2 separate regions of the Homo sapiens genome follow, and region 1 is linked to region 2. Evidence: read pairs that join two places in POLR2A ChIA-PET (ENCODE). Cell type or tissue: PC-9. All regions are shown on one strand. Region 1 overlaps TNIK (TRAF2 and NCK interacting kinase). Region 2 overlaps TNIK (TRAF2 and NCK interacting kinase).

Region 1 (5,000 bases), 140 kb after region 2:
AAGAAAGAAAGAAAGAAAGCTAAATGTTGGTAGAGAGTATCACAAAAAAATAACAAAGATACACTTTAAAAAATTGGTCAAGCTGCAATCCTTAGAGGCAATATTCCTGGTTTTGAGTTTATAAACTACCTGCTGGTAAAATCTCTTCAGTAGTTTCTACACATTTGCATTCTTCCTTCGTTTTCAAAACACTGTCTCGGTGACTGCAAAGTGATTCCCCTGATGTATAATCTCTTATTCGGCGTAGCACCCTGGGAGGATGCGAGATCCACGTGGAGAAGTTAAGCACACACAGATCTGCAAGGTCAGAAGTACATTAAATGGCACGCTGTGGTCCAAGACTTTCATCTTTAAGCATCAGTAATTGCCATGAATACTCAAGGAGGTGCCCTGTGTGAGAGCTGCTGGATTTGAGCCATAAGCCATAGTTCAGGAATATGAATCTTGTGAAAGCCAAAGTAGTAATATTGTCAGAGACACACAGGTAAGGCCATGAATGAATAAACTGGACATCGTGACATTCCAGCTGAAAAAAGAGCAATTTATTAAGTTTCAGCACCATAGATGAAGGAAACTGGTAAATTTACTGGATGTATTTTAGGAACTTAAAAATTGATGATGAAACAGGAAAGAGACCCCAGCTAAAAGAAAACTTCTGGCACAAACAATTCAAAGCACCCAGTTAAATAGATCTTCTGACCCATTGGATACCCACCAAGAACAAGGCAATTTGGGCACATCCAAAGTGGTTTGTGTGGGTAGTCGTTAAAACCTGAGTATTACTTCAATTATCTGAGACCTAACGGAGGGCAGTTATTCTAAATAGTCAGGCTACCACCCTCTAGATGCAACTGTTTTTTTTAAGTTTGAAAACGGAAATATTTAAAATAATATACTACATATAGTTACATAGAACTATTTTCATATAAAAATAATATTTTTCTGATAATTTTGGAAGAATTAGAAAAACACAGAGCTCGCAAATGGATCATCTCACTATCCAGAGATAACTTTTATTAATCTTTTGATGTATTTCCTTCCAGTCCCCCCATATTTTAAACTTATTATATATTCATTTGTGGACATATTTTTAAAATCAGATATGCCAGTCTAGCCCTTTTTTTTTTTTTTTTTTTTTTTTTTTTAATCTGGAGCTGCCGTTAGGGACAGCTGAGGAAGTGCAGAGCAATGCCACAAAATGTCTCCCCTCCCTTTTTTTCTCCACAGCCCAGATGGCTAAGATTTGTGGTGGGTGGGCAGGCGCACCCGCCCCCAACCCCCGAAGTCACATGTACTCTTGGTGGCTTTGGCACTTCCTGACCTTGCGTGTATGTTTGCTGCTGGAATCCTTCACACTCTTGCCAATGCGGCTATAAAAATCTAGGTGGCTGAGTTTTTGCTTATCTGAATTACAGGAAAGTTGATGATGAAAGAGGGAAATATTAATGATGGGTTTTGTTCTCTAAATTCCTTTGTAAAGAAAGGATGTGATTTGTTCTATTCTTCCACTCACATAACTTGTTAAAATAATGGGAAAGCCAGGAAAAAAGTGTTTGGAGAATGATGGTGAATACTTTTGGGTTAGTTGGGCTCAGGTGACATGCTTGTTTTCTGGGGGAAGGTTCTCAATACTAAGAGATTACTTCCAGGTGGCAACCCAATGTAGAAAAATCAGCGTGTGCTCTGGAATCAGACAAACCCAGATCTGAATTCTGGTTTTTCTTCCCTCTTTTGTGTCATCTTAAGCAAGTTACTTAGTTTCCGTGAGCATCAGTTTCTTCATCTATGTACTACAAGTGATGGATGCATACTTCTCAAATGTTTAGGGAGCTTAAATGGAAATATACTTGGAGTTCCTAGCACACAGTAGGTGCTTACTCGTGAGCTTGTTCCTTCTGCATTTCCCAGCTGTTTCTGGAAAGTGTGCTGTCATCAGCAAGTGAGTGAATAATAATTGTATGCTAATATTTACCCACACAAATACTTCGCGCAAAACTATTCGTATAATGTTAATCAGTGAAAAAGGTTCTCATCATGTATTATGAGTTGAATTTTCTTTCCCGTCTATTAACAAACTTTGAATGGGAAAGCTACTGAATTGAATTTTTTTTCTCTCTCTCTCTCTGCTATACTGTGGGGACATGCTTTTATATTTGCAAATAAAGCTCACATATATCTTTTTATTACATTCTCACCATCCCACCAGAATTTTAATGAGTAGGAGCGGTGAGTGGAGATTGAGATTCAGGGGCCACTTGTGTTTGAGCTGACAAGATATACACATTTGGGGAAACAGAACATGATCTGAATTAACTGGGAAGCACATGTTTCATAAGTGCTTGATATATTCCTGAAAGAAAATTAAAAAGTAAATATTTTTGCTTGTTGCAGCCATTCTAAAGAGTGTGCTATCAGCTTTCTTTTTGTTTGTTTGTTTGTTTTTTAACTCTGCTTATCAACATGTAAGGTGAGGGACTAGTAGACTTTGTATTATAATGCTTGAAAAGAAAAGCTTTATTTAAATATCAAATATGAACATGTAACAAGAGATTGCTTAACAACTGTGTAGAATAGGAAAAAGAATTGGAAAATTTTCATACAAAAAGTAAAAGAAATTGAGGGGAGGGAAACAAATGAATCCAAACTCTTATTTTCTTTTCTCTGTTAACTTTCAGGAAGGCCAAAATGAGATTTAATGTACTGTATGAAGTATCTTGTAGCTTTGCTGTTTTGTTCATTTGCTTACCCTTTTATCTCTCTTAAATTTTAATTTCTAAATCTATAGCCCTACATTCATTAATTGATTTGGTTATCAAACATCTTTTCTGTGCTAGTTTTAGGAGAAAGAAAAATTTCCCCTAAAATTGTAAATTTTGATTTACAATTGTGACTGTAAATCTCATAATCTTGGTGGGTTGCAATCCTGTAAACAAAAATGATGGCTCAGCAGCTCTATAAGAGGCTGCATTAGATTCAGTATGAGCCCAGTCCCACTGTTTGTGGAGGGAGAAGATGCAGTCCAGACAAGTCCATAGCTTCAACTGTGAGTCATATAGTTTGCCAGGCAGAGAGCTATGGGAGGTATTACCAAAGAGGCAGTAGCATGTGTCTTTTATCATGGATCATTTCAATTTTTTAAAAAAGTAGGTATGTTATAAATAATAATGAAAAATGAGTAAAGAAGTAAAGGTGGTAACTAACATGGGAAGAAGTTAAGTAATAGGTAAGGAAGTGTGTGATTAAGAGCTCCAGTGAGTGGCTGTGATGATGGGATTTCAGAAAAAGGATTTCTTTGCAAAAGCAGAGAGGAAGAATAGCAGATGGTGAATGAGATAAAGTTTTTCTCCCCAAGAGGACAACTAGGAAGCAAAAATCCAGAGAAAGGAAAAGTCTGGGCTACTGGTGAAAGCTGGACTTCAAGAAAAATAGTTTAAGGATGTTTAAGTTTTTTAGTTTTTAGACACCCAGCTGCTTGTGTGACACCACATTGCAAAGTTATTATTTAGTAATATTTTGAATGAAAGGTCTCTCTTCATAAAACCCCCACCCTTTACAAACTATTAGTCTCAGAAACCCTTTACATTCTTAAAAGTTACTGAGGACTTCAAGAAGCTTTTGTTTATGTTAGTTATATCTACCAATGTTTATTGTAAGATCAGTAATTGGGAGTTTATTAAATATAATGAAGCATTTTTTTAAACTTTGATTTTGGTTCAGGGGTGCACGTGCAAGTTTGTTCTACAGATAAATTGCATGCTTCAGGGGTTTGGTGTACATATTATTTGTTCACCCAGATGGTAAGCATAGTACATGATAGATAGTTGTTTGATCCTCACCCTCCTCCCATCCTCCACTTTCCAGTAGGCCCTGTTGTCTGTTGTTCCCTTCTTTGTGTCCAGGTGTACTCAATGTTTAGCTCTCACTTATTAAGTGAGAATATACAGTATTTGGCTGTCTTTTCCTGTGTTATTTTACTTGGGATGATGACCTCCAGCTCCATCCATGTTGCTGCAAAAGACATGGTCTCATTCTTTCTCATGGATGCATAGTATTCCATGGTGTATATGTACCACATTTTTTTTTTCCAGTCTACCAATGATGGGCATTTAGGTTGATTCCATGTTTCTGTTACTGTGAATAGTGCTACAGTGATCATAACATGTGCATGTGTCTTTATGGTAGAATGATTTATATTCCTTTGGGTATATATGCTGTAATGGGATTGCTGGTTCAAAATGGTAGTTCTGTTTTTAAGTGCTTTGAGAAATCACCGAACTGCTTTCCATAGTGGCAAAATGAATTTACATTTCCACCAGCAGTGTATAAGCATTCCCTTTTCTTTACAGCCTTGTCAGCATCTGTTGTTTTTTGACTTTTTAATAACCATTCTAACTGGTGTGAGATGGTATTTCATTGTGGTTTTGGTTTGCATTTCTCTAATGATTAGTGATGTTGAGCATTTTTTCATATGCTTGTTGGATGCATGTATGTCTTCTTTTGAAAAGTGTTCATGTCCTTTGCCCACTTTTAAGTGGTGGTGTTTGTTTTTTGCTTGTTCAATTAAGCTCCCTATGGAGTCTGGATATTAGGCCTTTGTGAGATGCATAGTTTGCAAATATTTTGTCCCATTCCATAAGTTGTTTGCTTTCTTGAAAGTTTCTTCTGCTGTGCAGAAGCTCTTTGATTTAATTAGGTCCTATTTGTTAATTTTTGGTTTTGTTTGAATTGCTTTTGGCATCTTTGTCATAAAATCTTTGCCAGGGCCTATGTCTAGAATGGTATTTCCTGGGTTTTCTTCAAGGATTTTTATAGTTTTAAGTTTTACATTGAAATTTTTGATGCATTTTTGAGTTGATTTTTGTGTGTGGTGTAAGGAAGGGGTGCAGGATGGCTAACCAGTTATCTCAGCACCATTTATTGTATAGGGAATCCTTTCCCCATTGCTTGTTTTTGTCAGCTTCGTCAAAGATCAGGTGGTTGTAGGCGTGTGTCTTTATTTC
Region 2 (5,000 bases):
GGCTCCAGGGCCCAAAAAATGCAGACTGTGAAAGAAAGCAGACTAAGCCTGCTGAGTTGTTAAAAATTTGTTTAATTTTTTTTTTATGTTTGAGACGGAGTCTCACTTCATCACCCAGGCTGGAGTGCAGTGGCACCGTGTTGGCTGACTGCAACCTCCGTCTCCTGGGTTCAAGCAATTCTCTTGCCTCAGCCTCCCAAGTAGCTGGGATTACAGGTGCCCACCACTACACCTGGCTAATTTTTATACTTATAGTAGAGACGGGGTTTCACCATGTTGGCCAGGCTGGTCTCGAACTTGTGACCTCAGGTGATCCACCCTCCTTGGCCTCCCAAAAATTTTGTTTAATTTTTAAAAGGCTTTTCTGGTTCTCATTGTAAAAGCAATGGTCATTGCAATGGTTTCTGCATGGTCAGTGCAGAAAATTTGGAAAATGGAGAAAAAATAAAAAGAATTCTCAAATTATTTAAACTTATGATTCCTAATGATAACCACATATGCACTTTGGTGTATGGCTTAGTAGTTTTTTCCTATGCATGGATAAATAGATTTTTTTTAAAGTGGAGATAATATTGTACATATTATATGTAACCTATTTTTTAAACCTAATAATTAGCCTTTTCTCATGCTATTAATCTTTTTCTATGGCATAACTTTTAAAACTCTTTTTCATGGGGAATTTAAACTTAAAAGGTAGACAGATTACAGGAAACAACAGATGCTGGGGAGGACATGGAGAAATAGGAACGCTTTTACACTGTTGGGAGTGTAAATTAGTTCAACCATTGTGGAAGACGGTGTGGCGATTCCTCAAAGATCTAGAACCAGAAATACCATTTGACCCAACAATCCCATTACTGGGTATATACCCAAAGGATTATAATTCATTCTACTGTAAAGGCACATGCACATGTATGTTTATTATGGCACTGTTCACAATAGCAAAGACTTGGAACCAACCCAAATGCCCATCAATGATAGACTGGATAAAGAAAATGTGGCACATATACACCATGGAATGCTACACAGCCATAAAAAAGGATGAGTTCATGTCCTTTGCAGGGACATGGGTGAAGCTGGAAACCATCATTCTCAGCAAACTAACACAAGAACAGAAAACCAAACACTGTATGTTCTTACTCATAAGTGGGAGTTGAACAATGAGAACATATGTACACAGGGAGGGGAATAACACACACCGGGGCTTGTCAGTAAATGGGGGGCTAGGGGAGGGATAGCATTAGGAGAAATACCTAATGTATATGATGGGTTGATGGGTGCAGCAAACCACCATGGCACATGTATACCTATGTAACAAACCTGCACGTTCTGTACATGTATCCCGGAACTCAAAGTATAATAATAATAAGTAGACAGAATATTGGAATGCTCCTATATTACTGATAGGAATGTAAAATGGTACAGCCATTTTGGAAAACAGTTTGACAGTTTCTCAAAATGCTAAATACAGAGTTACCATGTGACCCAGGAATTTCACTCCTAAGTATATGCCCAAGAGAACTAAGGACGTATTCATGCAAAAAAAAAAAAAAAAAAGTGTACATGAATATTTATAGTAACCTCAAATAGGAGACAACCCAAGTGTCCATCAACCAATGAATGAATAAACAAAATGTAGCATAGTATATCCTTACAATGGAATATTTATTCTACAATAAAAGGAAGTGCTGATACACACTGCAACATGGATGAACATTATGCTATGTGAAAAAAGCCAAACACGAGAAGACACATGGTTGTATGATTCCATTTATATAAAATGTCTGGAATAAGCAAATCCATAGAGATAGAAGGTAGACTAATGCTTGCTGGCAGGGAGTGACTGCTAACGTCCCAAATTAGATAGTGCAGATGTTTGTACAACTCTGTGAAACATACTAAAAGTCACTTGTACACTTCAAAAGAGTAAGTCTTATGGAATGTGAATTAAAGCTCAATAAAACTCTTATTAAAAAGTAGATAAAAGGGTTAATAATCTCTCTACTGAACAATTATCCCCCATAATGAATCCTGTTTCATCTGTACTCCTACCCACCTTCTCCCCCATATTATTTTAAAGTAGCATATTATTTCATTTATAAATATTTCAGTAGTTTGTGTACTTAAAAAATACATAACCATAATAGTATTATCATGCCTAAAAAATTTAACGTGTAATAAAATATTCAGTCAGTGCTCAACTTTCTAATCATGTTTTTAGACTGCTTAGCATTTTGTTGTGGAGATGGATCATAATATATTTAACCAGTTCCTGTTGATGAAGCTTGAGGTTATTTCTAACTTTCCAACTGATAAATAGTGCTTCAATAAACATCCTTATATATAAGTCTTTGTGTGCATCTCTGTTTCCTTAGGATAACTCCTTAGAAATTGAATTTAGAATGAAAGTGTATGAATGATCTCTAAGGCTCTAGATATTGCCAGATTGGCTTCCAATTTCTTGTGCTGTAGGTGTGTAGCATTTATAAATGAACACATAAGACTCTGAAAAATCAATTAGTTTACCAAAGATCGTAGAGCTACTAAGTGGCTGAGCTTACGACTGACTGGCCCAAAGCCACTGCCAATAGTGACTCACATAGCCATCATTTGATTTATGGACCTTGTCATGACATCAGAATTATCTGTTGTATTATCACCCTGAGGCTCACAGACTTCCCAGAAGCCTTTGGTTTAGGGCACAAGTTGTCTTTCATGAGCATAGTGGTGTTTTAAGAGCTATTTCCAAGGTATTTCTTCCTTGTAACTTTGTTTTGTAAGATGACCAATGTCAGATTATAACGTGTTTTTTTTTTTTTCTTGCCTAAAACCTTAAAAACCTAATATGGTAGCTATTTGGGGATTAACAGTGACATTCTTGTGGAGTGTATCTAGGGGATGTTTGTTTGTTTATTTATTTATTTATTTGTTTGTTTGAGATGGAGTCTAGCTCTGTTACCCAGGCTGGAGTGCAGTGGGGCGATCTCTGCTCACTGCAACCTCTGCCTCCTGGGTTCAGGCGATTCTCCCGCCTCAGCCTCCTGAGTAGCTGGGATTACAGGCGCTCGCCACCACGCCCAACTAATTTTTGTATTTTTAGTAGAGATAAGGTTTAACTGTGTTGGCCAGGCTGGTCTCAAACCCCTGACCTCAGGTGATCCGCCCGCCTCAGCTTCCCAAAGTGCTGGGATTACCGGCGTGAGCCACTGAGCTTGGCTTGTTTACATTTAAACTGTCATTCTTTCTGGAAAATTATCCAGCAAGTGTGTTTGGAGGATGTGTGGAATCAGGCTCAAAGGTTTCAGTTTTTTAAGAATTGGAGACAGCTGACTCTGTGATGATCATAGAAGATAGCAAGGTGAGCTACGGCCATGATAGAATAGAGACTATTCTCAAGCCTTAATCTGCCAGACAATTGCTAAAATCAAAATCTTAAGTTGTGCTTTCAGTTTTTCACATAGGTAGATATTTTAAGATTCTAATGGAGAAAATAGAAGATAGAACAGGAAACCACCAGAGTAAAAAGCTCCGTATTCTGGACTATAATCTACTTTCAACCTGGTTTATAAGTAAGAAACTATTAAAATTGACACAACTTTATGGTAGTTGGTCTTGCAGAGGGCAATTTTCTTGATTTACTACAGTTTATAACCTAATCCTCCATTTAAAATGCCTATAAATTATTTATGTCTAGGGTAAAAATCCAGGGCTTCACATGAATATGGTTTCATCATTTCTACCTCTAGGTATTTTTTTTAAAGCTGCCTGTAATCAAATGATAGCAGTGTGGTGGGTGGAACAGGTTGTAAGCAGTAATTGCAAACTGTATTTAAACAATAATAATAATATTTAGCATTTATAGAGCACTTTATATCTTCAAAGTACTTGCAAACATTATCTAATTAAATACCCTCTCTGATTATAATCTGGATACAAATGCACTTAAACTCAGGACAGGGTCATGAGAAAAGTATGCATTTGAAAGTTGGTGCTAGCTATGCTTTAAAAACCTATACAATGATGGGAAAGTTAGAGTTCAGATTCTGTTGGACTGTTTTTGTGCATTTCAGTTCAGCCTGATGGCAGAATTAGATCATATCTGCACTCGATGACTCTGCTTGATAACTTATCACTGAAATCTGAGTGTTGATCATCACACTGATCCTTACAGTTGCTACAACACGAATAACATAAATAAGCTTTAAAATGAGGTCCCTCTCTACATTTCATGCCCTGGCTTCAGATGAAACTGCCATTAGTAAGTGAAATGAAGTGGCATAGTGCAAGGAAGAATGGCTACGCATTGTGGTTTAGTAATGTCCATCTGAGAGTAATAGATTTAACTGCACCGTAGGATACATCATAAAGAAATGCACTGGAGAAATGAAACATCTTTAGTTTGACTGTATTAACTACTTCTTGCTGTTTTGGATATGTGTCTGTGTATTGTCCCCTCGCACGTATACCCTGTGTTGCCAATTTAGATGGTGTTTGGAGCAAGGACCTGTGCGGCTTACTCAGTAGGTAGTAGAGAGTTCTGCAGTTGGTAGATTCTCAGTAAATGTTATCCTGCATGTTGTGATTTTCTAAAAGCTAGTTGACAGTTTAACTCCCTAAGTCAGCAGTTCTCAAAGTGGGATCCTTGGACCAGCAGCTTCAGGATCCTCTGTTAGGCCCTGCCTCTCTCAACTTTTTTTTTTTTTTTTTGGAGACAGGGTCTCACTCTGTCACCCAGGCTGGAGTCCAGTGGTGCGATCTCAGCTCACTGCAGCTTCGACCTCCGGTTCTCAGGTGATTCTCTCATCTCAGCTCCTGGGGTAGCAAGTACTACAGGCATGTGCCACCATACCTGACTGATTTTTGTATTTTTTATAGAGAAGGGCTTTCCTACGTGATCTCGGATTCCTAAGCTCAAGGGATCTGCCTGCCTCAGCCTCTCAAAGTGCTAGGATTACAGGCGTGAGCCACCATGCCTGGGCTCGCTCAACTATTGAATCAGA

Evidence for each region. ChIA-PET counts read pairs that join two places held together with the same protein. Peaks named below come from ENCODE experiments on the same cell type or tissue, not always from the same donor. Only the 100,000 strongest peaks of a DNase experiment are listed, where the experiment ranks them.
Region 1: POLR2A ChIA-PET joins it to region 2 with 21 read pairs; 4 of 35 experiments call an interaction of 5 or more read pairs at or near these places.

The regions. Positions count from the first base shown.
Region 1 is chr3:171,308,259-171,313,258 of GRCh38, reverse strand. The region is part of intron 2 of TNIK (TRAF2 and NCK interacting kinase); the gene reads left to right. Among named protein-coding and RNA genes, the nearest start is that of TNIK, 150 kb to the left of the region's middle. In PC-9, no CTCF peak of the experiment used is centred here; a DNase peak (open chromatin) is centred at 3,038.
Region 2 is chr3:171,445,127-171,450,126 of GRCh38, reverse strand. The region is part of intron 1 of TNIK (TRAF2 and NCK interacting kinase); the gene reads left to right. It overlaps LOC124906303 (a long non-coding RNA gene), which reads left to right. Exons shown (of 2, transcript XR_007096168.1): 2 at 1-5,000. Among named protein-coding and RNA genes, the nearest start is that of TNIK, 13 kb to the left of the region's middle. In PC-9, no CTCF peak of the experiment used is centred here; a DNase peak (open chromatin) is centred at 2,646; H3K4me3 peaks cover 439 bases; H3K27ac peaks cover 1,508 bases.